2 separate regions of the Homo sapiens genome follow, and region 1 is linked to region 2. The links are chromatin loops, found by intact Hi-C in ENCODE. Cell type or tissue: PC-9. All regions are shown on one strand. Links, peaks and the distances in the headings refer to the core of each region. The heading gives the core; the rest is flanking DNA.

Region 1 (15,957 bases), core at 4,646-12,645, 260 kb after region 2:
AACAGCATGGCAAAAAGCTAATTCATTATGATCAAATAGAATTCATTCATTGGATGAAAGATTGGTTTGAGATATGCAAATCAATAAACATGATATTCACATCAATAGAATTACAGACAAAAACACATGATCATCTAAATAGAAACAGAAAAAGCATTTGATAATATTCTACATCCCTTCCTGATAAAAACATGCAGCAAACTAGGCATGGAAGAAACATACCTCAACATAATAAAGGCATATATGACAAGTCCACAGCTATCATTATACCAAATGGGGAAAAGCTGAAAGTCTTTTTTCTATAAACTGGAATTAGATAAGGATGCGCACTTTCAGCACTCCTATTCAAAATAGTCCTGGAAGTCCTAGCCAAAGTAATCAGGCAAGAGAAAGAAATAAAAGTCATACAAATTGGAAAAGAGGAAGTCAAATTGTCCATCTTTGCAGATTACATGATCTTATATTTATACAAATTTAAAGACTCCACCAAAAACTCTTAGATGTGATAATAAGTATAGTAACATTTCTAGATACAAAATCCACCTACATAAGTCAGTAGCATTTTGACACACCAATAACAATCTAGTTGAAAAAAAAATCAAGAAAACGACTTGCAATAGATGAAAAAAAATACTTAGGAATAAATTTAACCAAGAAGATGAATGACCTCTACAAGACAAACTAAAAAACACTGGTAAAAGAAATTAAACAGGATACAAATGGAAAGATATCCTATGCTCATGAATCAAAAAGTAATTATAGATTCAATGCAATCCCTATCAAAATACCAGTGACATTTTTTCACAGAAATAGAGAAAAAGAATTCTAAAATTTGTATGAAACCAAAAAAGATCTCAAATGGCCAAAGTGATCCTGAATTAAAAGAACAAAGCTGGAGGCATCATGCTACCGGACTTAAAATATATTACAAGGCTATATTAACCAAAACAGCATGGTATTGGTATAAAAACAAACACAACTACCAATGAAACAAAAAAGAGAACCCAGAAATAAACTCATATATTTACAGCCAACTGATTTTTGTCAAAGGTGTCAAGAACATACATTGGGTAAATAACACTCTCTTCAATAAATGATGCTGAAGAAACTAAATATCCACAGAAAAGAATGAAACTAAACTCCTCTCTCTCATCATATACAAAAATCAACTCAAAATGAATTAAAGACTTAAATGAAAGACCCCAAACTATAGAAATACTAGAAGAAAACCTAGAAGAAACACTTCAGATATTTGTCTAGGCAAAGATTTTATTACTAAGACCTCAAAAGCACAGGTAACAAAAATAAAAATAGACAAATGGGACTATATTAAACTAAAAAGCTTCAGCACAGCAAAGGAAACAATCAACAGAGTGAATAGACAACCTGTTGAATGGGAGAAAATATTTGCAAACTATTCATCTGACAAGGGGCTAACATTCAAAATACACAAGGAACCTAAATAACTCAACAGCAAACAAAAAACAAAACAAAACAAAACAAAAACAAATAATCCCATTAAGAAGTGGGCATAGGATTTTGACATTTCTTGAAAGAAGACATACAAATGGCCAACAGGTATATGAAAAAAATGCTCAACATCAATAATCATCAGGAACATGCAAATTAAAAGCATAAGAAGACATCATCTCACCTTAATTAGAATAGCTATTAGCAAGGCTGGGAGCAGTGGCTCATGTCTGTAATCTCAGCACTTTGGGAGGCCGAGGTGGGCGGATCACCTGAGGTCGGGACTTCGAGACCAGCCTGACCAACATGGAGAAACCCCGTCTCTACTAAAACTACAAAAAATTAGCCTGGCATGGTGGTGTATGCCTGTAATCCCAGCTACTCGGAAGGCTGAGGCAGGAGAATTGCTTGAACCTGGGAGGTGGAGGTTGTGGTGAGCCGAGATTGCACCATTGCACTTCAGTCTGGGTAACAAGAGTGAAACTCAGTCTCAAAAAAAAAAAAAATAGCTATTATCAGAAAGACAAAAATTAGCAATGCTGGCAAGGATGATGAGTAAAGGGAACTCTTATACACTGTTGGTAGGAGTGTAAATAGTACAGCCATTATGGAAAACAGTATGCAGACTTCTCAAAAAACTAAAAGTAAAACTTTTAGTTTTTTGCATATGATACAGCAATCCAAGTACTGGGTATTTATCCAAAGGAAAGGAAATCAGTATATCAAATAACTATTTGTACTTCCATGTTTATTGTGGCACTACTCACAATAGCCAATGTATGGAATCAACTTATGTATTCATCAATGGATGAATGGATAAAGAAAATGTGGTACATATACAGTGAAATATTATTCATCCCTCTAAAAGAATAAAATTATTATTTTCAGGAACTTGGAATAAGAGGTCATTATATTGAGTGAAATAAGCTAGGCACAGAAAGACAAATAGCATATGTTCTCATTCATATGTAGGAGCTAAAAAAAAAAAAAAGGATCTCATGGAGGTAGAGAGTTGACTGATGGCTTCCAGAGTCAGGCAAGCATAGGGGGAGGGAGCAGTGAAGAAAGGTTGGTTAATAAGTACAAAAATACAATTAAATAGAAGAAATAAGATACAGCATTCAATAGTACAGTAGGGTGACTCTAGTTAACAATTTATTGTATAGTTCAAAATAGCTAGAAAAGAAGAATTAGAATATTCTCAACTGTAAAAAAAGAGATAAATATTTGAGGCCATGGATATACCAATCACCCTGATTTAATCATTACACACTTTTGCATGTATCAAAATATCACATGTACCTCTCAAATACTACAACTATTATGTATCAATTAGAAAAAATATAGCCAAATAGGAAAGGAAAGTAAAATTGCTCTGTTTGAAGATGTCAGGTCTTATATATAAAAACACTATAAGACTCCACCAAAAACTTTCAGAATTAACAACAAATTTAATACAGATACAGGATACAAAATCAACATTCAAAAATTAGAATTGCCTATACACTAACAACAAACTATCAGAAAAATAAATAAAACAATCCCACTTAAAATAGCATCAAAATCAACATTAAAAGGCTAGGAATAAATTTAATCAAGAAGGCAAACAATTTGCATAATGAAAAGCATAAAACATTCATTAATGAAAGAAATGGAAGAAGTCACAAATAAATGGAAACATATCCCATGATCGTGGATCAGAAAAATTAATATTGTTAAAATGTCCATACTACCCAAAGCAACCTGCAGATTAAATGCAATCTCTATCAAAATCTGAGTGACATTTTTTACAGAAATAGAAAAAACAATCCTAAAATGTATATGGAATTATAAAGATCCCAAATAGCTAATGCATATTGAGAAAGAACAGCAAAGGTGGAGGCATTGCACTTACTGATTTTAAACTATTTTGCAAAGCTATAGAAATCCAAACAATGTAGCACAGGCATAAAAACAGATACCTACACCAATGCAACAGAACTGAAAGCCCAGAAATAGACTAACCATATCAACTAATATCTGAGTTAAGTTTAAGTTTCCAGGAATACACAATTAGAAAAGGACAGTCTCTTCAATAAATGGTTTAAGGACAGCTGGATATACACATGCAAAAATAAAATAAAACGGGATCCCTATTTTACACTCCTCACAAAAATTAACTTGGAATGTATTAAAGGCTTAAACATAAGACTTAAAACTATGAAACTACTGGAATCAAACATGGGGGGAACCTTCATGGCATTAATTTTGGCAATAATTTTTTGGATATGACACCAAAAGCACAAGCAACAAGAACACAAATAAATGAGAATACATCAAACTCTAAAAGATTCTGCACAGCAAGGGAAACATTCAAAAAAATGAAAAGACTACTGACAGAATAGAAGAGGATATTTTCAAACCTTATATCTAATAAGGGGTTAATATGCTTATAACATAAGTAACTCCTACAACTCAATGGCAAAAAAAAAATCAATAATCTGATTTTTAAATGGTCATATTACCTCAATAGACATTTTCTAAGGAAGACATACAAATGGCCAACAGGTATATGAAAAGGTGCTCAACAACCCTATTCATCAGGAAAATGCAAATCAAAACCATAATGAGCTATTGCCTCACACCTGTCAGGATGGTTTTTATTAAAAAGACAAGATATAACTATTTTTGGCAAAATCTGAATAAAATGGAATTCTTGTGCATGGTTGATTGGAACATAAACTGGCACAACCATTAAGGAAAACAGTACGGAGCTTCCTAAAAAAAATGAAAATAGAACCACCATATTATCCAGCAATCCCACTTCTGGGTATATATTTATTGGACAAAATCAGTAGCTCAAAGGGATATCTGCATTCCCATGTTTATTGCAGCATTATTCACAATAGCCAAGACAAGGAAACAACCTGTGTCTGTTGACAGTAATTGTTACAATTACTTATCCATTCATCTGTCAACAGACATTTAGATTGTTTCCATGTTTTGGCTATATATACAAAATGGGATATTAATCAGCCATAAACAAGAATGAAATCCTGCCATTTGTGACAACATGGATGAGTCTCGAGGGCATTATGCAAGGTGAGAGATGTCAGACAGGGAAAGACAAATGAGGTATGATCTCACTTATATTTGGAATCTAAAATAATGGAACTCAGAGAAACAGTGTAGAACGGTGATTACTAGGGGCTGGGTGTGAGGGAAATTGGGAGATGTCGGTCAAAGGGCACACACTTTTAGATATAAGATGAATAAATTCTGGAGATCAAATGTACAGTATGGTGACTATACTTAACAATATTGTACTGTACCCTTGAAATGTGCTAAGAAAGTAGTCCTTAAATGTTCATACCACACACACAAAAATATGTTAACTGAGTGAGGTGACAGAATGGTAACTAACTTGGGTGCAGAAATCATCTCACAACATATACATATATCTAATCATCAAATTGAAACCTTAAATTTACACAATTTCATTTGTCAATTATATCTCAATAAAGTTCAAAAAATATATTTCATATACTATGGAGACTATTTCAATATTTTGTGTGTGTGTATATATATATTTTATATAATATGTGTGCATGTGTGTATACATATATATATATATATATAAAAGAATAAAACCAAGGCATAAACAGTGATAAAACTAATGTACAGATCTTATATATTGTGGCAAAGTGGAAATAATGCACTAAGATGGGAAAAAGAAGAAAGTAGAAAAAGCTCTTTGTATTAGAGGCAATAAATCGGCATTAAAAGTTTAAAAAAAGAAACAGACAAAATTCCTAAAGTTTAAATGAGAAACAGAGTACTAAGGCATTAAGAAAGGCATATATAAAATTAATCATTAGGACAAAAAGAAAAACCTTCCAAATATGAAAACATATATATTTAAAAACACAGGCTACAGCTTTCATAGAGACAAACATAGCAAATACATCAAATTAGCCATAGTATAAAATAACAGATTTGTATCTAAATCTACAAGTCATATCAATAAATGTAAATAGGCTTACCTTTCTAAAATACAAAGCTCTACAACTTGACTTATAAAATAAGATCCAATCATATATTATATGCAAGAAACATACGTGAAAGAAGTGTTTTAGAAGGCTAAAAATACAGTAATGAACAAGAAAACAGTAGACAAATTGAAGCAAAATGAAAGTAGTAATAGTTACCTGATATCAGGCAAAGTAGAATTCAAGCCCAAAGGCATTAATCATAACAAATATCAATCTTAAATGCTATAAGCCACAATTAACAATCAAGGTATATAACTTATGAATGTCTATGCATCAAAAACAGCAACCACCTTGATAAAGTAAAACCTAATGAGGGTCAATAATATAGATAGAATATGTTAATAATTGGAGACCTTAATACATCACTCTCAGTTCATGACAGATCAATTAGGGGAAAAAATGACTAAGGAGAGAAAAAAGATAGACAACATAATCCTTAGGGTAAATGTTAGGGATATATATTAAACTATACATGCTCCTAATAGAGAATATTTGCATGAGTATTAGAGTAGTATATGGGCTCATGATCCATTTACAAATATTGATCAATTGATCAGCAAAATAATCTGCAATTTTATAAAATATAAATATTATAAACAATACAGGTGATAATGCAATAAAACAAGATATTACTAACAAAAACAAAACAAAAACACCCAGAAAGATTCTTCCACCTGGAAATTTAAAACATCCCATTAAACAAGTTTAGTGTGTGCAAGGGGAAATGCAAACTACAATGACAGAAGTTAATAAATTATAATAACAAAAAACCCACTACATATCAGCATCTATGGGATGTATGTAAAGCAGTGCTCAGAGGAAAATTCATTGAACTAAACACTTTAATCAATAAAAAAGCAAAGATTGAAAATATATTAATTAAATTCCAAGCATCAAAAACTGAATAAAAGGACAATAAAGTAAATCAAAATAAGCAAAGGGAAATAATAAAGCAGAAATCAGTAAGGTAGGAGACCTTTAAAATAAATTAATTAAACTAATAAACAAAATTCCTGGTTTGTTGAAAAGATTAAGAAAATTGACAAATCACTAGATAATTTGTTCAGGAGAAGTAGGAGAATGCACTAACAAACCAAGAAATATTCAGGAGGAAATAACTATTGAAACAAAAAATAATAATAAAATTACAATATTTTTTAGACCTCTATGCAAATAAATTTGAAAGCCTGGAGAAGATAAATAATCTTTTAATAAAATACAGACTGCCAAAATTGAATCCATTAGAGTTAAAATGTTTAAACAGAACAATTTCATAGAAGAAATAAAGTTATTAAGAAACTAGTTCACAAAAAAAAGCAACCGGTGCAGTTGTTTCACATGAGACTTCTACCAAAACATCAAACTTCTTCTTGAAAAAGAAGAAAAATATTGTAACTCCTTTCATGTACCAAGTATAACACACACTTAAGCTAGATAAGGACAGTATTAAAACAATTGTAGACCAATGTCAGTCAGAAAAGTCGATGCAAAAAAACTAAATAAGATACTTGTAAACAGAATCTAACAAGATGTGAAGAAAATAATACATCATTAGCAAATTGGATTTATAGCAAAATTTCAAGGTAGGTTTAATATTAGGAAATTCATTTATATCATAAACAATATTAATAGATCTAAGAGGAAAATTATTACTATCCCCACAGATACGGCAAAAACAATTGGAGAAAACGCCCATCCATGTTAAATGTAAAAAGACATCCAAGATAGTAAGAAATAAGCGATATTTTTAACATAATAAAATACTCATACCTTAGTCCTAAATCCAGTGTCTAATTGAATGGAGAAATACTAAAAGCATTTTCAATAAGATCAAGACAAAAATGCCCACTATTTCTGCTCTAATTTAACATTATATTAGAGGTATTATTCAAATGCAATCAGGGAAGACAGAAGAAATACAGATATAAATGTGGTTAATAATAATAGTATATCTGGAAAATTTCAAAGAATCAATGATAAAACTAATTCAGATAATAATTCAACTCAGTGAATAAGTAGAAAAAAACATTAAATTTAAAATTTATACCTTTATATTTATTTCACGAAAAAGTGAATATACTTAACAGTACTGAACTCTACACTTAAAAATGAATAAAATGGTAAATTTTATGTTATATGCTTTTTACCACAATAAAAAAATATATGTATTCATATCAAAAATAATAAAAGTGGGATATAATAGTAGAGAATAAAGATGGCTGACTAGAAGCAGGTAGTGCGCTCTGCTCTCATGAAGAAGAAACAGAATGGCTAGTAAACACTAGTTCTTCAAATGGATCATCCACGAGAACGCATTGGGACTCGTAACAGAAGCAACGGGACCCATGGAGAACAGAGAGGAATGAAGCAGAGCAGCCACCCACCTGGAACTGGCGCAGAGGCAGTGGAAGCTCACTACCACAGGGAAAGGGTGAGTGAGGAAGAGCCCCAGGGACCCACAATTCCTCCATTGACCTTTGCAATCCTAGGAATGGGAGATCCTCCCAACCCCCCAGGCCTCCAGACTGACACAAAGAAACACCTGGAGTCTGGGCAGAGCCGTCACTCAAGGTCATGTGAAGCCCCAAGGACCTTGGATCACTGAGCACCCAGGCACCAGCTTGCATAGACCTGCCAACAAGGAAGGACGGGCTCTTTCACATGCCCCTAGGATAGAGATTGCATCCACAGTGATGAGAAGCAGACGGACTGCAGGCCCCATCTCTGCAGCTCCTCACATGACAGGGCCTCCCAAATGGGGCCTGCAGCGCAGCCATTCCACCATCTCCTGAGCACTCGGGCCAGTCTTGGCTCAGCATTTCTCTGGGGTGGAGCTCCCAGAAGAAACTCACAGGCCTTCTTCCATTGCTGGGGCCAGGGTACCCGCCCTTGCTGCCCACAGGCTAGGGAGGGAACGAAGAGCCTGATTGCTTTCACTGACACCTCCAGCACATAGCACCTGTGCATCTACCCTATGTAGAAAGAGGACAGACTTATTTACACAAGAACCATCTCTCGCCCTGCTCTTCGGCAAGCAGGCTCCCCTTGCCCTTAACTGCTTGGGCCCCACACTGCTGGGGCCCATAGGATAGCTGCCCAGCCCAGACATGATCACTCTGATCAGCTGTGGCTCTGCATTTTTCTGGGGTGGAGCTCCCTGAGGCAACTGAGAGGTGTGGTTGCAGCCACCACAGTCCCCACCCTTACTGCCCCCAGGCTGGGGAGGAAACAAAAAGCCTGAGCCCTTATGCAAGCCTCCAGCATACCAGCAGCTACCCTGCAGAGGCAGCCAGAATGCTTCCTGCGTGACCCACCACCACCAGGGCACCCTCCCAAATGGGGTTTGATGCCTTCTGGCTTCCAGTGTACCTACTCAATCCCTACATGACTATTTCATCTGTGGTCCAGAGCCCTACTAAAATCCTTACCCCCACAAGCCTGTGATCTTCCCTTAGGCTCTCACTGCCTAAGTGCTCTGCCTAACCCTACCTAAGAGTTCAGCCAGTGACCCAGGGACCAGACTGCCCCTTACCATCACGACCAGCACCTGAGGAACCCCACCCCCCACCCCAACCTAGCTCCATCAGGACTCATACATGATGTTCAGCCAGCAATCTAGGGGCTGGGGAGTTAGAGAACTACCTACCCCATTCAAATTCTGCTGACATCTGACCACTTCCCTCAGAGCCTGAGGTCCAACTGACACAACCAGCTGATATCGCCATAACCAACACACAGACCCAAAGGCAGACTCACCCCCTTTTACACAAAGAAGTAATGATATCACATTGGAGAACAGGGAAGCTGTGAAGCTATTTATATTAATTAGGCTGAGTGATGAAGTTCTGCCCCAAAACCACTCCCATGGAGAGTCACGAATTAAGCAGTCCCCAAGGCTCTCAGCCACACTGTGGCCCAGAGACAGACTACAGTATGTGACTCATCTAAGAGTCATGAGCTCTGGAACCGGGTTGTGATAAGGCAACAGTTCATATTCTTGTCTCTTTACGACAAGGGGCTTGTGCAGCGCCCCACAGTCCCACACAAAAACTTCAGCACATTTCATTAGGAGCTCCTCACACTCCTAGCCACCTCCATTAGGGCTGGTGCCTGCACTTGACATAGGAGTATTTGAGGGTAAGCCAGAAGTTCCAGCTCTGCCTAGCTGTGTCCCCCTACCCCCACAGAACAGGAAGCACATGTCACAGAGAACTTCATGCTTCAGCCCATTAGCTGAAACAACACAGAGCACCTCACAGTAAACAAAGATCAGTTACATATCCATCTGTTGTACAACCACTAGCTCTGAACCATAAAACCATTGATAAAAGAAAAACTTCAGTTGAATTATATTTTTAAAAGTTTAATTTAGCAATGAACAATTTGTGAATTGGGCAGCCCCTAGAATCACAGCAGATTCACAAAGACTCCAGTGCAGCCACATAGTGGAAGATTTATAGACAAAAAAAGGGACATGACATACAGAAATTGGAAGTGAGGTACAGAACAGCTGGACTGGTTACAGCTCAATGTATGCCTTCTTTGAACATAGTTTGAACACTCAGCAGTATATGAATGGTTAAAGTATGGCCGCTGGGATTGGCTAAGGCTTAGCTATTGTTACAAGTGCATACTACTAAGTTAGGTTTTCCATTTTGTCTGCCTATTAAGCTAGGTTACAGTTCATCCACAAGGACTCAAATATAGAAGTACAGAGTCCTTCTCAGGCCATATTTAGTTTGCTTTAACACCATATACCAGCATGTAGGTTGAACTACACAGCCCAATATGAAACCTGCTGACAGAATTATGTATCAATATGGAAGTAAAGCCAAAAGACCCTCTCCAACATACTCTATAGTCACATCCTCTGTCAAGGAGGAGAAAGGGAAAGAAGAAGAAAAAACAATAATATACAGATTGAAAGGGGGGGAATTGTATCTATAGGAAAATAATTACAAAAATTAGAAATGCCAGTTATCTCCAAAGGAGAAAGAACCCACACAAAAATTCTGGCACCATGAAAAATGTGAATGTTGTGTCACCACCAGAAGATCACACTAGCTCTCCAACAATGGCCCTCAACTAAAATGGAAACTCAGAAATGTCAGCTAAAGAATTCAAACCATGGATTGCAAGAAAACTCAAAGATGTTCAAGACGAGATTGAAAATCAACAAAAAGAAACTACTAACACGATCCAGGAAACGAAGGAAGAGATAAGCACCTTAAAAAGAAATCAATCAGAGCTTCTGGAATTGAAAAACTTACTTAAAGAATATCAAAATGCAATTGAAAGATTTATCATTAGACTAGACTAGACCAAGCAGAAGAAAGAATTTCAGAGCTTGAAGACTGGCCATTTGAGCTAACCCAGTGGGGTGGGGGTGGGGGGAAATAAAGAAATAATTTTTAAAAATGAACAAACTAGGATATTTGGTCTCATACTTATGGTGGACGACCTTGATTTTCCACTTCTCTTCAGGGATGAGTCATGTGGTGGTAGAAAATGCCCTCGACCTGGAGGAGCAGTTTGCTCATCTGGACCTGAACTCCTCTGATAAACAGAGTGGAGGAAGTACAGCAAGCCAAGAGTGCTATATACCCCCTCACTTAAGGAACAGAGAAGGATCTAAAGGATTCCATGATAAAGACAGTTCAGATTGGAGTTGTAGCAAAAATAAGGATGCATATAGCAGTTTTGGGTCTCGAGATTCAAGAGGAAAGCCTGGTTATTTCAGTGATTGTGGAAGTGGATCAAGGGGAAGATGTGATGATCCTGGATGGAGTGACTATGATGGTATTGGCAGTTATGGTGACAGAATTGGCTTTGGCAAATTTGAATGGAGTGGACACAGTCATTGGTGTGACAAGTCAGATAAAGATTATTGGTCAAAACCACTTCCACCAAGTGAATGCTTGGAGCAGGTACTCTTTTCTGGAGAAAACACTGGGATTAACTTTGAGAAATATGATTATCTACCAATAGAGGCAACCAGCAGTAACTGTCCTCCACATATTGAAAATTTCAGCAATGTTGACATGGGAGAAATTATCATGGGGAACGTTGAGCTTGTTACACGTGTCCATATAAGAGACCACTTGAGCAGGCTTAGTGTGAGCAACAAGGCTGTTTATTCACTTGGGTGCAAGTGGGCTGAATCTGAGAAAGGAGTCAGCAAAGGGTGGTGGGATTATCATTGGTTCTTGTAGGTTTGGGATAGGCAGTGGAGTCAGGAGCAATTTTTTGTGGGCAGGGGATGGATGTTACAAAGTACATTCACAGGGGCAGGGGGGAATGTTACAAAGTACATTTGCAAGGGTGGGGAGGGTGTACTGTCACAAGGGCGGGGAGGAATGTTACAAAGTACATTCACAAGGATGGGGAATATCACAAAGTACATTATCACAAGGGCAGGGGAATGTCACGATGGCTTGACCATGGTGCGGCCAGCTCAGAGGACCTTATATTCCCGTCTTTTTATGTTAATAATGAAGAAATAAAACAAGAAAGATTAATGAAAACTTGAGGTGAAAATTTTGGGGGCGGTATGGAGGGGTGATGGGCGATGTTTCTCAGGGCTGCTTCAAGTGGGATTAGGGGTGGCATGGGAACCTAAAGTGGGAGAGATTAGACTGAAGTAAGATTTTGGGGTAAGGGGTGATATTGTGGGCTTGTTAAAAGCAGCACTTGTCATATAGAGTGATTAGTGATAGCCTGGATGCAGTTTTGTAGGAATTGAGAGATTAATCGGAAGACAAAAGGCCCGAATAAGAGATGGAGGAAGATAGGTATTACAGGACTAATGATTGGAACAAGCCAGGATACCCAGTTAGAGAGTGACCAGGTGGGTCCAGCATAATTAGTTGCCTGATTAGTGAGTTTTTGAGCTCTGTCTTTGAGTTTTTTGATGTTACCATATGCCAGGCCAGATTGATTTAAGTAAAAACAACACTCTTCATTAAGAAATATACAGAGTCCTCCTTTTTCAGCAGTGAGTAAATTGAGGCCTTGGCGGTTCTGCAGGACAACTGCAGCTAAAGAGTCAACCTGGGCTTGGAGGACAGATAAAGCTTGTGATATATCTGTAATGCTAGCAGAGAAGTCATTAGAGAGGCTGCGGAATGCTGTGACAGAGGTTGAGATGCCTGCTATTCCAGTTCCAAGTGCAAGAGTGGAGGCAGAAAGTCCTAGACCCACAAGCAAAGGGATTAGTGAGATGACTCTTTTTTGTCATGTTGGTGTCATGAGGGGGACAGGCAGTTGTTCATTCCCATCTACAAACTGGATTTTGGGAGTAAGGAAGACTAGAGTACATGTGCCCATCTAGCTGGCAGGTAGGCACATGTAGGTGGAAGAGCCACATAAAAAGAAGAAACCTTGTGTCAGGCAGAACTGGAAATGTAAAGTGAAAAGGTGAGAGGGTGTACTGAAAGAGGAGTCCTGCACCCCAAATCCTAGAGATCCAGCAAGGACAGCAGCTGTTAGAGGTTGTAATGGGGATTGATGGTGCAATTGTGTAGATGAAAGGTTTGGTTCTCATGGTATATGAGAAAGAGCATAGTATCTATGAGTAACCTTTCACTGCTATTGATGGGGCTGGGTATAAGCAAGCAAGAGGAGGAGTCAGGAGGAGAGTCAGATGAGCAAGCGGAGGGTAGCCAAGGATGGAGTGAGATGCAGGGTAGGTGTCTTCCTAAACAATAGTGACTGCCAATGTTTTTTAGTTTGTCAATAATGATAGAGGGCTTATCAGCAATGCGAAGTTGGAATGCTCCCATCTGTTTGGTAGTGTGTGTGGCTGGGTTCTGGAGATAAAGAGTAAAGGAACATTTGGACGGTGGAAGGTTGCCTAAAGGGATTCCAGTAGGCTGTGGTCAGGAGATGCAAAAAGGAGCAGCAACAGGGATAGTTGTTTGTGTGGTTAGGGGTCCAAATTTGGGGGGGGGTGGACTTGACATAAGGAGAAAGGTACCATAAGTAGATGCGGAGAAGTGTGGCAGCTTGTTGGTGTGAAATGTCTGGGGAGTTCTCACCAAATCTGTCTAGAAAGTAAAGAAGTTCCTCAGGAGGGTAAAGATGAGGTAAAGGAGGTTTGGAGGTGCAGGGAGACAGGAGAGGTAGCCCAGTCGGCCTGTAGAGCGGGGACTTGTAAGAGCAGGAAGAAAGGGAAACACATAGCCAACAATTCTTTGCTAGAGAAGGATTGGAGGCAGTGAGGAGAGAGTGGGTGAGATTGATAGTATGCTGGAGGTAACTAGGGAGAGGTAGATAGTGACTGGAGAATGGGGTCAAGGATAAGAGTAAGTAGAAAAGTAAAAAAAAAAAAAAAAAAAAGGACTTTATCAGGATAGAGGAATTGGAGTGTACCTTGCCACTGAAGAGCTTCTATCCACTCCCAGAGAGAGTTAAGGGTGGCGGTTTGAGGTAAAACCAGGAGATATCAGTTATGATGGTTTGGAGGAAAAGTGTAAACTGGCAGTGTAAACAAGGGCAGGGCATTTATGAGTAGTTGAGAATGGTGAATAGGAGTATGACTAGACAGAAGATAGTAGGGATGACAAGTTTTTGGGGCACAGTCCAAGTAGTGGGGGTGACTGTGTAAAGCCCTGTTGCAAAAAGTAGGGTAAGGATGAATAGACCTAATAGAATGAAGGGATATATTAGGCTCATAAGGGTTATTACTGTTCTTCAGAAATGCAAGTGAGTTTAAGGGAAGCAGGGGAGAGTACTTGCGATTTCCAGGAGGAAGAGGAGAGATCAGGCTGGCTGGCTGGCAGACACAGCTTTATTCTGGAATGGTGAACCCAATACAGAGGGTCCTGCAGGCAGACAGCAGTTGGGGTACTATAGATGACTAAGCAGGGTCCAGTCCATCAAGGTTTGAGGGGTCATATTCTTAACAGGAACTGATCATCCAGCTAGGGTGTCTTCATATTGCTGGGAATCTGGAGTAGGCAAGAAAAGATTAGCAGCCTGGAGAATTTCCTGTCTAGCCTGCTGGAGTACCAGAAGATAGTCGCCTAGAGGGCTGGTGTCTGTCAAGAGGTTGGGGCCCAGCAAGAAAGTACATCCGTATGAAAGTTCAAATGGACTATATCCTGTAGCTTCTTGAGGATAGGCTCTAATTCTAAGGAGGGCAAATGGTAAAAGTGCTGTCCAGTCTTTTTTAAGTTGGAGGCTGAGCTTGGTGAGGTGTGTTTTTAAAAGACCATTAGTTCTTTCTACCTTTCCCAAAGATGAAGGATGGTAAGGGGGTATGAAGTTTCCACTGGATGCTGAGAGCCTGGGAGACTGCTTACGTGACCTGACTAATGAAGGCCGGTCCATTATCAGACTATATAGAGGTCAGAAGGCCAAACCGAGGAATTATGTCTGACAGAAGGGAAGAAACGACTGTGGTGGCCTTCTCAGACCCTGTGGAAAAGGCCTCTACCCATCCAGTGAATGTATCTACCCAGACCAAAAGGTACCTTAGTTTTTGACTTGGGGCATATGGGTAAAGTCAGTCTGCCAGTCCTGGGTTGGGGCAAATCCTCTAGCTTGATGTGTAGGAAAGGGAGGGGGCGTGAGATATCCCTGAGTGGTGGTAGAGTAGCAGATGGAACACTGAGAAGTAATTTCCTTGAGGATGGATTTCCATGATGGAAAAGAAATGAGAGGTTCTAAGAGATGGGCCATTGGCTTGTAACCCACATGAAAGAGGTTCTGAAAGGATGATAAGATAGAATGAGCCTGTGAGGCAGGAAGGAGGAATTTTCCTTGATCCAAGAACCATTTGCCTTGAGTAGGAATGGATTAATAGGTAATAGTTTCATGAGTAGGAATGGATTAATAGGTAATAGTTTCAGTGGGAGAATAGGTGGGAGTGATAGATGAGAAGGAAGAAAACTGGCTGTGAGGGACAGATGTGGGAATACTAGCTGCTTCTTTTGCTGCATATCAGCATAAGTGTTGCCTCAAGCAATGGGATCTGGTGACCTCTGATGCCCCTTGCAGTGAATGACTTCAGCTTCTTTGGGCAGTAAAGCAGCCTTAAGGAGGATTTTTATAAAGGCAGTTGATGATGGAGGACCCTTGTGTAGTGAGAAAACCTCTTTCTGCCCATATAACAGCATGGTGATGTAGGATGTGGAAGGCATACTTGGAATCAGTGTAGATATTGACACATAGTCCCTTTGCAAGGGTGTGGGCCCAGTTTAAAGCAATGAGTTTGGCTTGTTGAGAGGTAGTGGAAGGGGGCAAGGCAGTAGCTTCAATGACAGATGTGGAAGACACTACAGCATAGCCTGCCCTTGCTGGTGACTGATGATTGGGCCTTGAAGAACTACCATCAATAAACCAAGTGTGGTCTGGATTAGGAACAGGAAAGAGGGAAATATGGGGAAATGGGGAGGATGCCACATGGATTAGGGAGATACAATCATGAGATTCAGGTTTGGTGCTGGGTATAAGG
Region 2 (15,957 bases), core at 2,380-10,379:
ACAGTTAACACCTCCAGAACTGGTGAATGCCAGTCTCTGAAGACCTGCAAGCCAATAGTGGATTTTGTGAGGATGCTACAGAGACAATCAACAGATAGAAAAGTTGTGCTATATGCCTTGTAAGGGTCTTCCAAATAGCCCCAAATCCTATGAACCTCATCACAGTACTTGGGCCATTCCTCTAGCCCTCAAACACACTATTTATGATATCCTTCAAAAGTGTATTAGGATGTTGGGAAAGGTTTTCTAGTTTATCAAAAGAGAACACGGGGTTATACATATTAAAGCTCAGTGAGTATATGCTTAACAATTGTATACATAGTTCACGTCAACATTAAAAATACTGTAAATGGGCTGGGTACGTTGGCTCACACCTTTAATCTCAGCACTTTAGGAGGCCAAGGCAGGAGGATCTTTTGAGGCCAGGAGTTCGAGATCAGCCTGGGCAAAATAGAGAGACCTCTGTCTCTACAAAAATAAAAAATATAAAAATTAGCCAGGCGTGGTGGTGCATACCCGTAGTTCTAGCTTCTCAGGAGGATGAAGCAGGAGGATTGATTGAGCCCAGTAGTTCAAGGATACAGTGGGCTGTGATTGCCCCACTGAACTCCAGACTGGGTGAGAAAGCAAACGCTACCTCAAAAAAAATTACAATCTATTAAAAACATCACCAGTGGCCGGGTGCGGTGGCTCATGCCTGTAATCCCAGCACTTTGGGAGGCCGAGGCAGACAGATCATGAGGTCAGGAAATCAAGACCATCCTGGTCAATATGGTGAAACCCCATCTCTACTATAAATACAAAAATAAGCTGCACATGGTGGCACACGCCTGTAATCCCAGCTACTCGGGAGGCTGAGGCAGGAGAATCGCTTGAACCCGGAAGGCGGAGGTTGCAGTGAGCTGAGACCGCGCCAAGCCTGGTGACAGAGCAAGACTCCATCTCAAAAAAAAAAAAAAAAAATCACCAGCAAACACTAGGGAGAGGGAGGAATTTTATTTCCCAAGGTATCACATTATAATATTAAAACTGTGCAGTTTTTATTAAAAAATTACAAGGCATACAAAAAACAGGAAATTATAGCTAATATATAGAAAAAAAGGTAATTAACAAAAAATGGTCCCTGAGAAAGTACCAACATTAAACTTACTAGACAAGGATTTTAATTAATTAATTAATGTGCTTATTTATTTTCTCATTTTTAGTTTTTCTAGTAGTTCTTTTTCAAATGTATTTTTAGTTCACAAATAATTGTATATATTCATGGAGTAAAATGTGGTATTTTGATATATGCATGCATTGTAGAATAATTAAATCAAGCTAATTACTATATATCTCAGCTCACATACTTATTTTGTGATGAGAATACTTAAAATTTACTTAGCAGTTTTTGAAATGTACAATACCTTATCACTATTGTCATCATGCTCTGCAATATATCTCAAAAACTTATTCCTTCTCTCTAACTAAAATTTTTATCCTTTGATCAACACATTTTTACCCTCCCTTCAGATTATTAACCACCAGTCTACTCCCTACAAGTTCAAGTTTTGAAAATTACACATACAAGTGAGATAATATAGTATTCATCTTTCTGTGCCTGGCTTAGCATAATGTCCTCCAGGTTCATATATGTTGTTGCAAATGACAGATTTTCCTTCTTTTTAAGGCTGACTAGTGTTCCATTGTGTATGTATACCACATTTTCTTTATACATTCATCTGTTGATGGGGACTTACCTTGATTTCATATCTTGACTATTGTGAATAATGCTATAATAAACATAGGAGGACAAATGTCTCTTCAACACACTGATTTCAATTTCTTTGAACAACACCCACAAGTGGGATTATTGGATCATAAGGTAGTTGTATTTTTAGTGTTTTCAGAAGCCTCCATGATGGTTGAACTAATTTATATTTCCACCAACACTGTATAAATGTTCCCTTTTCTCCACACCCTCACCAATCCTTAACTTTTGTCTTCTTGAAAATAGCCATTCTAACAGGTGTGAGGCAATATTGCATTGTGGTTTTGATTTGCATTTTTCTTTTTTTTTTCTTTCTTTCTTTTTTTTTTTTAATTTTTATTTTTTTGAGACAGAATCTCTCTCTGTCGCCAAGGCTGGAGTGCAGTGGTGTGATCACGGTTCACTGCAACCTCCACTTCTTGGGTTCAAGCAATTCTCATGCCTCAGCCTCCCAAGTAGCTTGGATTATAGGCATCTGCCACCATGCCCAGCTAATTTGTATATTTTTAATAGAGACGGGGGTTCACCATGTTGACCAGGCTGGTCTCAAACTCCTGAGCTCAGGTGATCTGCCTGCCTTGGCCTCCCACAGTGTGATCTGTAATCACACTGGGATTACAGATGTGAACCACTGCGCCTGGCCTTATTTATTTATGTTTTTAGACACAGTCTCATTCTGTTGCCCAGGCTACAGAAAGTGCAGTGGTGCCATCTCGGCTCATTGCAACCTCTGCCTCCCGGGTTCAAGTGATCCTCCTGCCTCAGCCTCCTGAGCGGGTGGGATTACAGGCACCCACCACCATGCCCAGCTAATTTTTGTATTTTTAGTAGAGAAGATGTTTCACTATATTGGGCAGGCTGGTCTTGAACTCCTGACCTCAAGTGATCCACCCGCTTTGGCCTCCCAAAGTGCTGGGATTATAGGTGTGAGCCACCACACCCAGCCTGATGTGCATTTTTGTGATGATTATTGATATTGAGCACTTTTTCATATATCTGTTTGCTATTTGGTTTTTGTTTGATTGTTTTTTGTTTGAGGCAGAGTCTCACTCTGTAGCCCAGGCCAGAGTGCAGTGGCACAATCTCGGCTCACTACAACCACTGCCTCCCGGGTTCAAGTGATTCTCCTGCCTCAGCCTCCCGAGTAGCTGGGATTACAGGCGTGTGCCACCATGCCTGGCTAATTTTTGTATTTTTAGCAGAGACGGGGTTTCACCATGCTTGCCAGGCTGGTATCGAATTCCTAACCTCAAGGGATCTGCCCACCTTGGCCTCCCAAAGTGCTGGGATTACAGATGTGAGCCACCGCACCCAGCCTGTTGGCCATTTCTAAGTCTTATTTTGAAAAATGTCTATCCAGGTCCTGTGCCCATTTTTTAATTGAGCTATTTGTTTTCTTGATATTGAGTTCTTTGAGTTCTTTCTGTATACTGGATATTAACCCCTTACTGGATGTATGGTTTACAAATATATTCTCCTATTCCAAAGGTTGTCTCCCACTCTGTTCATTGTTTCCTTGCCTATGCAGAAGCTTTTTAGTTACATGTAATCCCATTTGTCTATTTTCACTTTTATTTCCTCTGCTTTTGTGTTCATATCTAAAACATTATTGCCCACACCAATATGATAAAACTTTGGAACCATGATTACAGTGTAAGAGTATTCTGAATTTGACCATGTGTTTACTTTTACTGGTAAGTTTTATACTTTCATATCTTTTCATTTCATTCATTAATATCTTGTTCTTTCAGATTGGAAAACTTTGTTTAGCATTTCTAAGGCAGGCCTTGTTTGATGAATTCCCTCAGCTTATGTCTGGGAAAGTTTTTATTTCTCATTCAATTCTGAAAGACAGATTTGCTGATTATAGTAGTCTTAGTTGACAGATTTTTTACTTTAGCACTTAGAATATATCCTCACACTCTTTCCTGGCCCGTAAGGTTTCTGCTGAGAAATCTAATGGTAGCCATATTAAAGCTTCCTTGTATGTGATATGCTTCTTCTGCTGCTTTGAGAATTCTTTCTTAGTTTTTGAATTTTGATAGTTTGATTGTAATGTGTCTTGATGAACTCTTCTTTGGGTTGAATTTAATTGCATATTCCTGAGCTTCTTGTAATTCAATATTCTCTTTTCCCAGATGGGAACTTTTTGGCCATTATTTCTTTAAATAAGCTGTCTGCCTCTTTCTTGCACTCTTCACCATCTGTAGTTTTAGTATCCAAATAGTAGTTTTCTTGGTGGTGTCCCATAGACCTGTAGGCTTTCTTAATACTTTTTCATTTTTTTTCTTTTTCTTCTCTGACTGGATGATTTCCAATCATCTATATTTGCATTCAGTTATTTGTTATTCTGCTTGATGTAATCTGCTATTGAAGCATCTTTGGTATTTTTTACTTCAGTCATCATACTGTTCAGCTTGAAAATTTATCTGGTTCTTTTTTCAAGTTTTGAATCTCTGCTTACCTTCTTGTTTTGTTCATATTCTGTCTTCCTGATCTTTTAAAAATATTTGTTTTTTTGTAATTTGCTGAGCTTCTTTAGAACAATTATTTTGAATACTTTGTCAGGCAATTCATGTACCTCCAATTCTTCGTGGTCACACACTGGAAAGCTTCTTGTGTTTTTCTGGCAATATAATGTTTCCCTGATTCTTCCTCATCCTTGTAGTCCTGCAAAGGTGTCTGCACTTTTGAAGCAGCAGTCACCTCTTTCAGACATTATGGCCTGGCTTTGGCAAGGAAAGCCCTTTACCTAAGGAGGAAAAAGGGAGACATACTAGGTGCACTGTGGCACTGGGTCTAGACCATAGGAAACCAAATGCAGGGGCATAGTGTGGCTCTGGGTCTGGTGGTGTGGCGGCAGATAGGGGCCGAGTCTAGTCAGCTCAGGCATGCCTACAACATTGGCAACTGCATGGTCCTTTGTGTCAAGAGCTGTGGGAGTTTCGCAAAGATTATGAGGGCTGTTGGGGTCCTCAGCTATGTATATGTGACAAACAGCTAGGGTCTGGGACTGGCAGCAGTGGAGGCCAGAGCTGAAAGTGTACACATGCTCCACTGTGGAGTCTGGTTGCAGCAGCAGCCTGTTGTAGTCTCACACATGGTAGCAAGAGCTTGGGTCATATGCCGAAGCTGGGCCTGAATGTGAGCATAGATGTGGTGGTAGGTGCTGCAGGTTGCCCATGCCTGATCACAAGGGCCAGATGCATGGTGGCAACAGGGGTCAGGCTGTCTGCATGTGTGTGTTTGTGTGTGTGTGGCAACTGCAGGGCTCAACTGGAGGTGGGTAGGCATGTGCAGCATGGTGATAAATGCAGGACCCATGGGGCAGGACCAGTGGCTTATGCATGCACCACTACAGGAACCAGGGCTGGCAGCATGCAGTAGTCCTGCAGAGATCAGCCTTGAGTGTATGTGGGGTCAATTTCTGAGGTGAGGGGCTTTGGGGCTCTTTGCAGGCACAGGTGCAACAGCTGCACTGGGCCTCTGGGCCAGAGCACCCATGTAAGCAACATCAGGGGTGGCTTTGGAAAGGATGGTTGTCTTAGGCACCTGCGGTATATGAAGGCCACTGCAGTAGTACCCTGGGCTGGGACAACCACAACAGAAGCAGTTCAGGTGGCTTTGGGGAGGAGGGTGGTTGGTTAGGCACCTAAAGACTTCAAGGCTCCTGGGTTGTGTCACCAGGCTGAGGAAACTGCAGCAATAGCAATCCTGCCCTACATGGCTCCTGGGAATGGGGAGGGGAGGTAACGCCAGCACCTAAGACTATGAAGGTGAAGAAAACTGCAAGGCCTTCAGTAGCAAAAGTGGCAGGGGGGTTATTGCTGGTGTGCTGGCATTTGTTTTTCTCAGTAGTAAAAGCTGCTATGTTCCTCTGCAGGACAAGCTGCTGGGCTCCACAATTTCAAACACTGAGGAATCCTCAGCAGTTAAGGCTGTGGGGTCTACACAGCAGCTCCAGGGGCTGTTTGGGTCCTCAGTGGAGAAGTCTGCTGCTTTCCCATGTCAGGTAGGCCACTGGGGGTCACAGTAACTTCCACCTTTTGGCTGATTCTAAAAGAGCTCATCCAGGCCAGGCGCGGTGGCTCACCCCTGTAATCCCAGCACTTTGGGAGGCCGAGGCGGGTGGATCACCTGAGGTCAGGCGTTCGAGACCAGCCTGGCCAACATGGTGAAACCCTGTCTCTACCAAAAATACACAAATTAGCCAGGCATGGTGGTGGGCACCTGTAATCCCAGCTACTCAGGAGGCTGAGGCAGGAGAATCGCTTGAACCTAGGAGGTGGAGGTTGCAGTGAGCCGAGATGACGCCATTGCACTCCAGCCTAGGCGATAGACCAAGACTCCGTCTCAAAAAAAAAAAAAAAAAAAAAAAAAAACCCTCATCCCTTGTCTTTGTTCTCAGCTGTCTCCAGATATCTCAGCTATGCAGGTTACCCCCAGAGATCTGGGTGGGGTGAAACTGAAGCTAGTCATATAGGCAGTGTCCTAAAATACTGGCAAAACTGGTTCTATACCTTGCTCTGCTTTGTCTTGCAAGGCAAACTTAAGCTAGGGAGGTCCCTCTCCATGCTGAGCAGTGTCAGCATGAAGGATGCAGTGATGGAGGTGAAATGAACTTGTTCTTATTACCATTTTTGTGTGGCTCTTCTTGGGTTTTCTCTTCTACTGTATTGTTGTGTCACCTTAAGTGGATCCTAGCCTCTTCCAGAGATATTTTGGTTCATGGATAGTTGCAGAATTGTTCTTCACAGGGAGAGGAAGGCTGAATCTCCTACTCTGACATCATGCTGACCTCACTCCACTAGACAAGGAGTTTAAATTAAATATTTCAAATATGCTCAAAGACATAAAAGAAACAATAGACAAAGAACTAAAAAACACAGAGAGAATAATGTCTCAACAAACAGAAATTATACATTAGAAATAGCACTTATAAAAAGGAACCAAATAGAAATTCTGGAGCTGAAAATACAATAACTGAAACAAAAAAATTCATTCCAGGCATTCAACAGAAAATTTGAGCAGCCAATAGAAAGAAACAACTTGAATAGGTCAATTGAAATTATTCAGTCTAAGGGGCACAAATACAAATAATTAAGAGAAATGAAGAGAATGTGAGGGACCTATGGAACACCATCAAGATGCCAACACACACATTATGGAAGTTTCAGGAGGGGATAGAGTGAACTAGCATTAAAAAAAAGGGAGAAATAATGGTTAAAAAAACTTCCCAAATTTGATAAGACACATTAATCTACACATTAAAAAAACCTCAGTGAGCCAGGCCAACCCCAACAGCCCCAGGCTCCAGACCAGCTCACCACTAGGCCAGCCCCCACAGTCCCAATCTTCAGTTCTACCCCAGCAATCAGCTGTTCCCTGCAACTCTAGTCATTAGGCTGACACCCACAAACCCATCTCCAGGCCAGCCCCTGTGGTGCCAGGTTTCAGGCTTGCTCCAGCACCATGTCAGCAATGCTGGACTTAAACACCAGGCAGGCACCCACAGACACAGGCTCCAGGCCTGCCCAGCACCAGGCCAGTCCCCATGACCTCACACTCTAGCTGGACCCTGTGGCTTCATAGCTTCAGCAGACCCAGGGTCCAGGCCTGTCCCAGTAGACCCCTGTGCTGGATTTGCCACTACAGACACAAGCTTAAAGATTGCCCCAGTGTACTCAGGTCACAGGAACCCTCAAGTCATCCAAACCCAGGCCAGCCCTCACAGTCTTAGCCTCTAGGCCAGCACCTACACACCCAGCCTCCAGGCTGGGACAAGTGGACATGAGCTCTAGGCTGAGCCTGACAGCCCCGTGCTTAAGACCAGCCCCAGGATCTCCAGGCACAAAGTCAGTTCCCATAGACCTAGGCTTCAGACTAGACCCTGTGAACCCAGGCTTTACACCAGCCCTAGCACCAGGTTAGCCTAGGTTGATCCCAGTGGAAACAGGCTCCAGAAAACACAAGATCCAGGCTTGTTCCAGCAGACGCAGGGTCAAGGCCCACTGTAGTAGACGCCAATGGCGGGCTAGATCCCATGGACTGAGGCTTCAAGACTATATCTGCAGACATAGGATCCAGGCCAGGCCCTGTGGGCCCAGGACCCAGACCTGCACTATGGACTCAGGGTCCAGGCCAGCCCCAGTGCCAAGCCAGTGCTTGTGGACTCAGGCTCCAGGATCATCCCAGCACCTGCCCAGCCCCTGTAGATGTAGGTCTAAGGCCCACCCCATCAAGTGCTAGATCAGCCTCTGTGGACCAGGCTTCAGGCTTGCCTCTGGAGACACAGGTCTCAGCCTCAGACTCATGGACCCAGGCTCTGGGCTCATCAGTGCAGTCCCAATTAACAGGTTCACCCAAGTGGATGCAGGTCCAGACTCAACCCTGCAGTTTAGGAGTCAGGCCTGTCTACCTACTGACCCAGGCGTAGGCCAGCTTGTTCAAGGACTCCAGCAACAAGGTTTTCTTCAAATCACGCCTGAGAGCCTGCCAAGAATATTTGGATGAGCTGATTGGTGAAGGGCTTTCCCAGGCAAAGCATTCTATAAAAACTGAAACAAGTCCCAAATTGTTCAAATCCACAGACATCAACTTAAGGCAACAAGAAACATGAAACACCAAGGAGACATAACATCACCAAAAAAACACAATAATCTCTCAGTAGGCCGGGCACGGTGGCTCACGCCTATAATCTCAGCACTTTGGGAGGCCGAGGCTGGTGGATCACGAGGTCAGGAGTTCAAGACCAGCCTGGCCAAGATGGTGAAACCCCATCTCTACTAAAAAAAAAAAAAAAAAAAACAAAAATTAGCCGGGCATGGTGGCGGGTGCCTGTAATCCCAGCTACTCGGGAGGCTGAGACAGAGAATTGCTTGAACCTGGGAGTTGGAGGTTGCAGTGAGCCAAGATCGTGCCACTGCACTCCAGCCTGGGCAACAGAGGAAGAATCCATCTCAAAAATAATAATAATAATAATAATAATCTCTCAGTAGCTGACCCCAAAGAAATGGAGATGTACAGACTGCCTGGCAAATAATTCAAAATAATTATTTAAGAAAGTTCAGGCTGGCGCAGTGGCTCATGCTTGTAATCCCACCACTTTGGGAGGCTGAGGAGGGTCAATTGCTTTAGCTCAGGAATTCAAGACCAGCCTGGACAACATGGTGAGAACCCGTCTGTACTAAACATACAAAAAAAATTAGTCGGGTTTATTGGTGCACACCTGTAGTCCCAGCTACTTGGGAGGTTGAGGTGGATCACTTGAGCCCTGGGGGTGGAGGTTGCAGTGAGCTGAGATCTCACCACTGCACTCCAGCCTGGGTGACAGAGTGAGACCTACCCAGTCTCAAAAAAAAAAAAAAAAGTTCAACAGCTTAAATAAAACAATTAAAAGTAATAATAATGACTAAAAGAACAAATTTAACTGAGATTGAAATTAATTTTTAAAAAAATCAAACAGAAATTCTGAAGCTGAAAAGTAAAAGGAATGAAATGAAGAGGAAATCTGTGAACTCATAAGACTAGCAATTTGAAAATATATCATCAGAGGCTAAAGAAGAAAAGGAATGAAGAAAGCTTACTTCATTTATGAGATAACATCAACAGAACAAATATTCAAGTTATGGAAGTTCATTAAAGAGAAGAACAGGCTGGGCGCAGTGGCTCACACCTGTAATCCCAGCACTTTGGGAAGCCGAGGTGGGTGGATCACCCGAGGCCAGGAGTTCAAGACCAGCCTGGCCAACATGGTGAAACCCCGTCTCTACTAAAAATACAAAAATTAGCTGAGTGTGGTGGCAGGTGCCTGTAATCCCAGCTACTTGGGAGGCTGAGGCAGGAGAATCGCTTGAACCCAGGAGGTGGAGGTTGCAGTGAGCCAAGATCACTCTATTGCACTCCAGCCTGGGCAACAAAAGCAAAATTGTGTCTCAAATGAAAAAAAAAAGAGAGAGAGAGAGAAAGAGAAGAACAAAGGGGAAGAAAGCTTATTTAAAGAAATAATGGCAGAAAAAAAATTCAAATTTGGAGAAAGATGTAAATATCCAAATACAGGAAGGTCAAAAGTTTCCAATCAGATTCAATCCGAATGTAATAAGACTACATCAAAACATATTACATATTATAATGAAACTGTCAAAAATCAAAAACAAAGAAAAAATTATAAAAGCAGCAGGAAAAAAGAACCAAATAATATATAATGGTTTTTCCAATAAGGCTAGCAGATTTCTCAGCAGAGACCTTATAGGCCAGAAGAAACTTGGATGAGATGTTCAAAGTGCAGGAAGAAAACTGCCAACCAGCAATACTGTACTTGGAAAAGCTGTCCTTTAGAAATAAAGATGAGGTTGGGCACAGTGGCTCACACCTGTAATCTCAGCACTTTAGGAGGCCAAGGCGGGCAGATCACTAGAGGTCAGGAGTTCCAGACCAGCCTGGCCAACATGGTGAAACCCCGTCTCTACTAAAAGTACAAAAAATCAGCCAGGCATGGTGGCACACGCCTGTAATCCCAGCTACTCGGGATGCTGAGGCAAGAGAATTGCTTGAACCCAGGAGGCGGAGGCTGCAGTGAGGCAAGATTGTGCTGCTGCACTCCAGCCTGGGCAACAGAGTGAGACTCCATCTCAAAAACAAAACAAACCAAAACAAAAATAAGTGAAAGGTCAAATGCTCTAATAGTGTAATGGTGGTGGTTTGTGAATCATTTTTATTTTTAGTATGAAGGTTATAAGACAAAGCTATTAAAATAATAGTAGCACCTTGGGAGGCTGAGGTGGGAGGCTCGCTTGAGCTCAGGAGTTCAAGACCAGCCTGGGCAACATAAAGAGACCTTGTCTCTACAAGAAAATTTTTAAAAAATTAGATGGAATGGTGGCACATGCCTGTGGTCCTAGCTACTTGGGAGGCTGAGGTGGGAGGATTGCTTGAATTCAACAGGTAGAGTCTGCAGTGAGCCATGATGGCACCACTGCACTGCAGCCTGGGTGACAGTGAGACTCTTTCTGAAAAATAATAAAAATAATAATAGCTACAATAATTTGTTAAGGGATACGCAATATAAATATATGTAAATTGTGACATCAAAAATTTTAAATGAGGGAGGGAACAGAATAAAATGTAAAGTTTTTGTTTTTTTTGTTTTTTTGTGTTTTTTTGAGACAAGGTCTCACTCTGTCACCCAGGCTGGAGTGCAGTGGTAAAATCTCAGCTCACTGCAACCTCCACCTCCTGGGTTCAAGCGACTGTCATGCCTCAGCCTCCTGAGTAGCTGGGATTACAGGCACATGCCACCATGACCAGCTAATTGTTTTTGTATTTTTTGGTAGAGATGGAGTTTCACCATGTTGGCCAGGCTGGTCTCCAACCTGACCTCAAGTGATCCGCCTGTCTCGGCCTCCCAAAGTGCTAGGATTACGGGTGTGAGTCACCGCACCTGGCAAACGTAGAGTATTTTTATGTATCTAAGATAAGCTGTTATCAGCATAAAATAGACTATTATAACTATAAGAAGCCTTATGTAAGCCTCATGGTAAGGACAAAGCAAAAACCTATAGTAGATACACAAAATATAAAAAGTAAGAAATGAGTCAGACATGGTGGCTCACATCTCTAATCTTAGCACTTTGGGAGGCTGAGGTGGGAGTATTCCTTGATGCCAGGAGTTTGAAACCAGCCTGGGCAACACAGTAAGACCCCATCTCTACAGAAATTTTTTTAAAAATTAGCCAGGTTTGGTAGTGCATACCTGTAGTCCTGGCTACTCAGGAAGCTGAGGTGGGAGAATCACTTGAGCCCAAGAGGTGGAGGCTGCGGTGTGCCATGAGCATGCCACTGCACTCCAGCCTGGAAAACAAAATAAGACCCTGTCTCAAAAAATAAATAAATAAATAAATAGGAATGAAAGCATGCTAATAGATAAAATCATATAATTACAAAGGAAGAAAAGACAGGAAGAAAGAAACAAAAGGTCTACAAAATAACCAGAAAATAACTAACAAAATGGTAGTAGTAAGTCCTTACCTATGAATAATTACCTTACTGTAATTGGATTAAATTCTCCAGTCAAAAGAAAGAGTGGCTGAACGAGTTTTTTTATAGCCAAAAAAAAAAAAAAAGCCTCAGCTATAGGCTACCTACAACAAATGCACTTCACCTGTAGGAAAACACACAAAGTAAAAGGATGGAAAAAGATATTCTATGCAGATGGAATCAAAAGAGAGCGGAGTACATTGTATTTATATTAGGCAAAATAGACTTTAAGTCAAAAACCATAAAAAGAGACAAGGGAGATCACACTATAATGATAAAGGGGTCAGTTCATTAAAAAGACATAACAAATATAAATGTACATGTACCAGCCGGGCATGGTGGCTCATGCCTCTAATTCCAGCACTTTGGGAGGCCAGGGCAGGCAGATCACTTGAGGTCAAGAGTTCGAGACTAGCCTGGCCAACATGGTGAAACCCCATCTCTACCAAAAATACAAAAATTAGCCAGGTGTGGTGGTTCACACCTGTAATCTCAGCTACTTGGAAGGGTAAGACAGGAGAATTGCTTGAACCTGGGAGGCAAAATTTGCAGTGAGGCGAGATCTCACCACTGCACTCCAGCCTGGGTGACAGAGCAAGACTCAGTCTCGAAAAAAAAAAGTATATATATATATGTTTGTGTGTATATATATGTGTGTATATATGCATATGTGTATATGTATATATGTATGTGTGTATATGTATATATGTGTATATGTATATGTGTGTATATGTATATATGTGTATATGTATATGTGTGTATATATATATATATGTATATACACACACACACGCACCTAACATTGGAGCACTTAAATATATAAAGCAAATGTTAATAGATCTGAAGAGAGAGACAAACTATAATATAATAAAAGTAGGGAACTTCAATAACTCACTTTCAACAATGAACACATTCTATAGAAAGTAAATCAATGAGGAAACATAGGACGTTGTTTTGAGACCCCCCAGTTAAATTAAGGTTCCAGTACTAGAGTGGCTAGCAACCTTGACCTAGGGGAACATGAAAGGGAGTTAGACATGGGTGTTTACAGTGTGCCTTTCATGGGATACTTCTTTTACCTGGTTGACAGCCTAATGCCTAGCTGTCTGACCTGTAACCAGGAGAGTGCCCTCACACAGGAAACTTGTTTATACTGGCAGAGACCAGATCACTGTGACTTTTGTCTGACTTGTGTCCAATTTATGCCATGCTTGCCATCACTCTGCCACTGGGAGCCAGACATGATTTTCTCACCAGCATTCTGGGCAAAACTCAGCCTGGAGCAGCCCCGAGTTCTTCAGGTGAAAGGTAAAAAATCAATATGTACCACAATAGGAAACAAGTTCAAAGATTTTTACTTAGATTCTGGTCAGGTGGCCAGGCATGGTGGCTCACACCTGTAATCCCAGCACTTTGGAAGACCGAGACAGGCGGATCACCTGAGGTCAGTATTTCAAGACCAGCCTGGTCAACATGGTGAAACCCCATCTCTACTAAAAATACAAAAATTAGTCAGGTGTGGTGGCGCACGCCTGTAGTCCCAGCTAATCAAGAGGCTGAGGCAGGAGAATCGCTTGAACCCGGGAGGCAGAAGCTGCAGTGAGCCGAGACTGCACCACTGCAGTCCAGACTGGGTGACAGAGTGAGACTCCGTCTCAAAAAATAATAATAATATTAAAATAAAATTGTATTCAAAATGGATATTGAGGCAACATAAAATTTTAAGAATTTTCTACAATCCACCCATTGGTGCCTCAGCATTATATTTTAAGTCTAAAGCAGCTGTGGTTGAATGGTGAAGATATATTAACTTTAAAGAGAAAGAGAGGTTGTGGTGGTTATATTCGCAAGGTGAGAAACTGTGGTGGAAAGCTGGGGGTCGTAGTAGAAAAAGACATCAGGGAGTGGGTAGTCCTCCCCTAGGGTGTCAAGGGGTTGATGAATATAGGGGCTGGTGTTTCCTGGGGAAAGTACTAATCTCCATTAATTTTAGTAACATGTATCAGAGTCCCTTGTAGGTGTGGGATGTGAGGGTAACAGAGAGCAAGAAATGTACCAGAATCATGGGCTAAGCAAAAAAAGTCCTGTGTCCATTTGTGTCTTAGGAGAAGCAGTCCATGGACATCACTAGAGTGCAGATTTAGTGCAAGTGGGGATGTCCTCTGCAGCACAGAGGCAGAGTCATTCCCAACACCAACGTCTTGGGTTGGGTGATATTGTCTGAGGCAATGTCATACCCAGCAGTAAAGTTTTGAGTTGGGGCAATATCCTCTGAAGCTATGTCATCTCCATAGGTGAGATTTTGGGCCAAGACAATGTCATCTAGGATATGGGACTGGGTATCCTTTACAAGTGGGTACCCACTCAAGTAGATGTGGGCCTCAGCATTTTTCATGTTTACTTGAAACAATCAACTACTGGAGGGTTTGGGCCTCTGGTTCTAAACCAATTAAAGCACCCAAACCACTGGTAAGAAGACCAACGATCAACAGAATAGAATGCAGTTGCACCTGATAGAGTTTTGTTTTAGGTGGAAATTTAGGTTCAAATGGTACCTTATCATATGAGAAGCTGTCTGGTCTATGGGAAAAGCTATGGTTAATGAATCTGAGGAGAGTAAGTGTCTTTGATCTGGTCTCCAGCCTTTATGGGATGGGAGTAAGATCAAAAAATTATTTCAAAAAATAGATTAAGGCCTGGGGCAAATTAGAGAGCTTTAGGAGTGTATTTGTTGGACTGGAATTTGAAAAGAAATTGTTGCCAGGTGCGGTGGCTCACGCCTGTAATCCGAGCACTTTGGGAGGCTGAGGCGGGCGGATCACCTAAGGTCAGGAGTTTGAGACCAGCCTGGCCAACTTGGTGAAAGTCTGCCTCTACTAAAAATGTAAAAAATTAGCCAGGCATGGTGGTGGGTGCCTGTAATCCCAGCCACTCAGGAGGCTGAGGCAGGAAAATCACTTGAACCCTGGAGGCGGAGGTTGCGGTGAGCCAAGATCATGCCATTGCACTCCAGCCTGGGTAACAAGAATGAAACTCCATCTCAAAAAAAAAAAAAGAAGAAAAAAGAAATTGTTTGAAGATATCATTGTATCTCCCAATTAAATCAGTTATTTGGAATCTATCTTTTGTTTTATTTTTTATTTTATTTTATTTATTTATTTATTTGATACTGAGTTTCACTCTTGTTGCCCAGGCTGGAGTGCAATGGCATGATCTTGGCTCACCGCAACCTCCGCCTCCCGGGTTCAAGCGATTCTCCTGCCTCAGCCTCCCGAGTAGCTGGGATTACAGGCATGCGCCACCACACCCAGCTAATTTTGTATTCTTTTAGAAGAGACAGGGTTTCTTCATGTTGGTCTGGCTGGTCTCGAACTCCCGACCTCACGTGATCTGCCCGCCTCAGCCTCCCAAAGTGCTGGGATTACAGGCGTGAGCCACTGTGCCCAGTTATTATTTATTTTATTTTATTTTTTTGAGACACTCTTGCTCTGCCACCCAGGCTGGAGTTCGGTGGCTCAATCTTGGCTCATTGCAACCCCTGCCTCCTGGGTTCAAGTGATTCTCGTGCCTCAGTCACCCAAGTTGCTGGGACTACAGGCGTACACCACCATGCCTGGCTGATTTTTGCATTTTTAGTAGAGATGGGGTTTCACCATGATGGCCAGGGTGGTCTCGAACTCCTGACCTCAAGTAATCTGCCTGCTTCGGCCTCCCAAAGTGCTGGAATTACAGGCGTGAGCCACCGCACCCAGTGAAAGCCTTTATTTCTAGGACAACCCAGTTAGCCAGCCATGTGTTATTTTAATGGTGCATAACATGAGAATTTCTTGCATTGGAAGCCCTGAAGTAACTAATGACTATCATGAGTGGTCCAGAGATTCCAGGAGGCATGAAAAAGGTTGCTGTGAACAAGTTTTTTGAAAGTACTAACAGGAGTGATGGTTAATTTTAATTTATAAGTAAAAAAAGACATTGGACTTATATGTACTTATTGAGTGTGTCAGATGAATCTCCTTGAAAAAGGATGTCATTACTGTAATGGCATACCTGTGTTCCTGGAGAAAGGTAGATGTCATCAAAATGTTATCTGCAAAGCCTGTCCCAAATAAGCAATCTCTGAGGAAACTTGTTAACCACTAGATCAACCTTAAAAGTAATTGTCAGGAAGTTCT

What was found. Hi-C counts contacts between places; a loop is a spot of excess contacts. Peaks named below come from ENCODE experiments on the same cell type or tissue, not always from the same donor. Only the 100,000 strongest peaks of a DNase experiment are listed, where the experiment ranks them.
Region 1: a loop joins it to region 2, with 5 times the contacts of the local background. A loop is called at or near these places in 3 of 110 quality-filtered maps.

Annotation. Positions count from the first base shown.
Region 1 is chrX:74,110,025-74,125,981 of GRCh38, forward strand. The region is part of intron 5 of FTX (FTX transcript, XIST regulator); the gene reads right to left. It also overlaps the pseudogene DDX3P1. Among named protein-coding and RNA genes, the nearest start is that of MIR421, 100 kb to the right of the region's middle. In PC-9, for the core only: no CTCF peak of the experiment used is centred there; DNase peaks (open chromatin) are centred at 8,737 and 9,437; H3K4me3 peaks cover 866 bases; H3K27ac peaks cover 2,383 bases.
Region 2 is chrX:73,856,182-73,872,138 of GRCh38, forward strand. No RefSeq gene overlaps it. Among named protein-coding and RNA genes, the nearest start is that of XIST, 11 kb to the left of the region's middle. RefSeq lists an enhancer at 7,449-8,096. In PC-9, for the core only: no CTCF peak of the experiment used is centred there; a DNase peak (open chromatin) is centred at 6,230.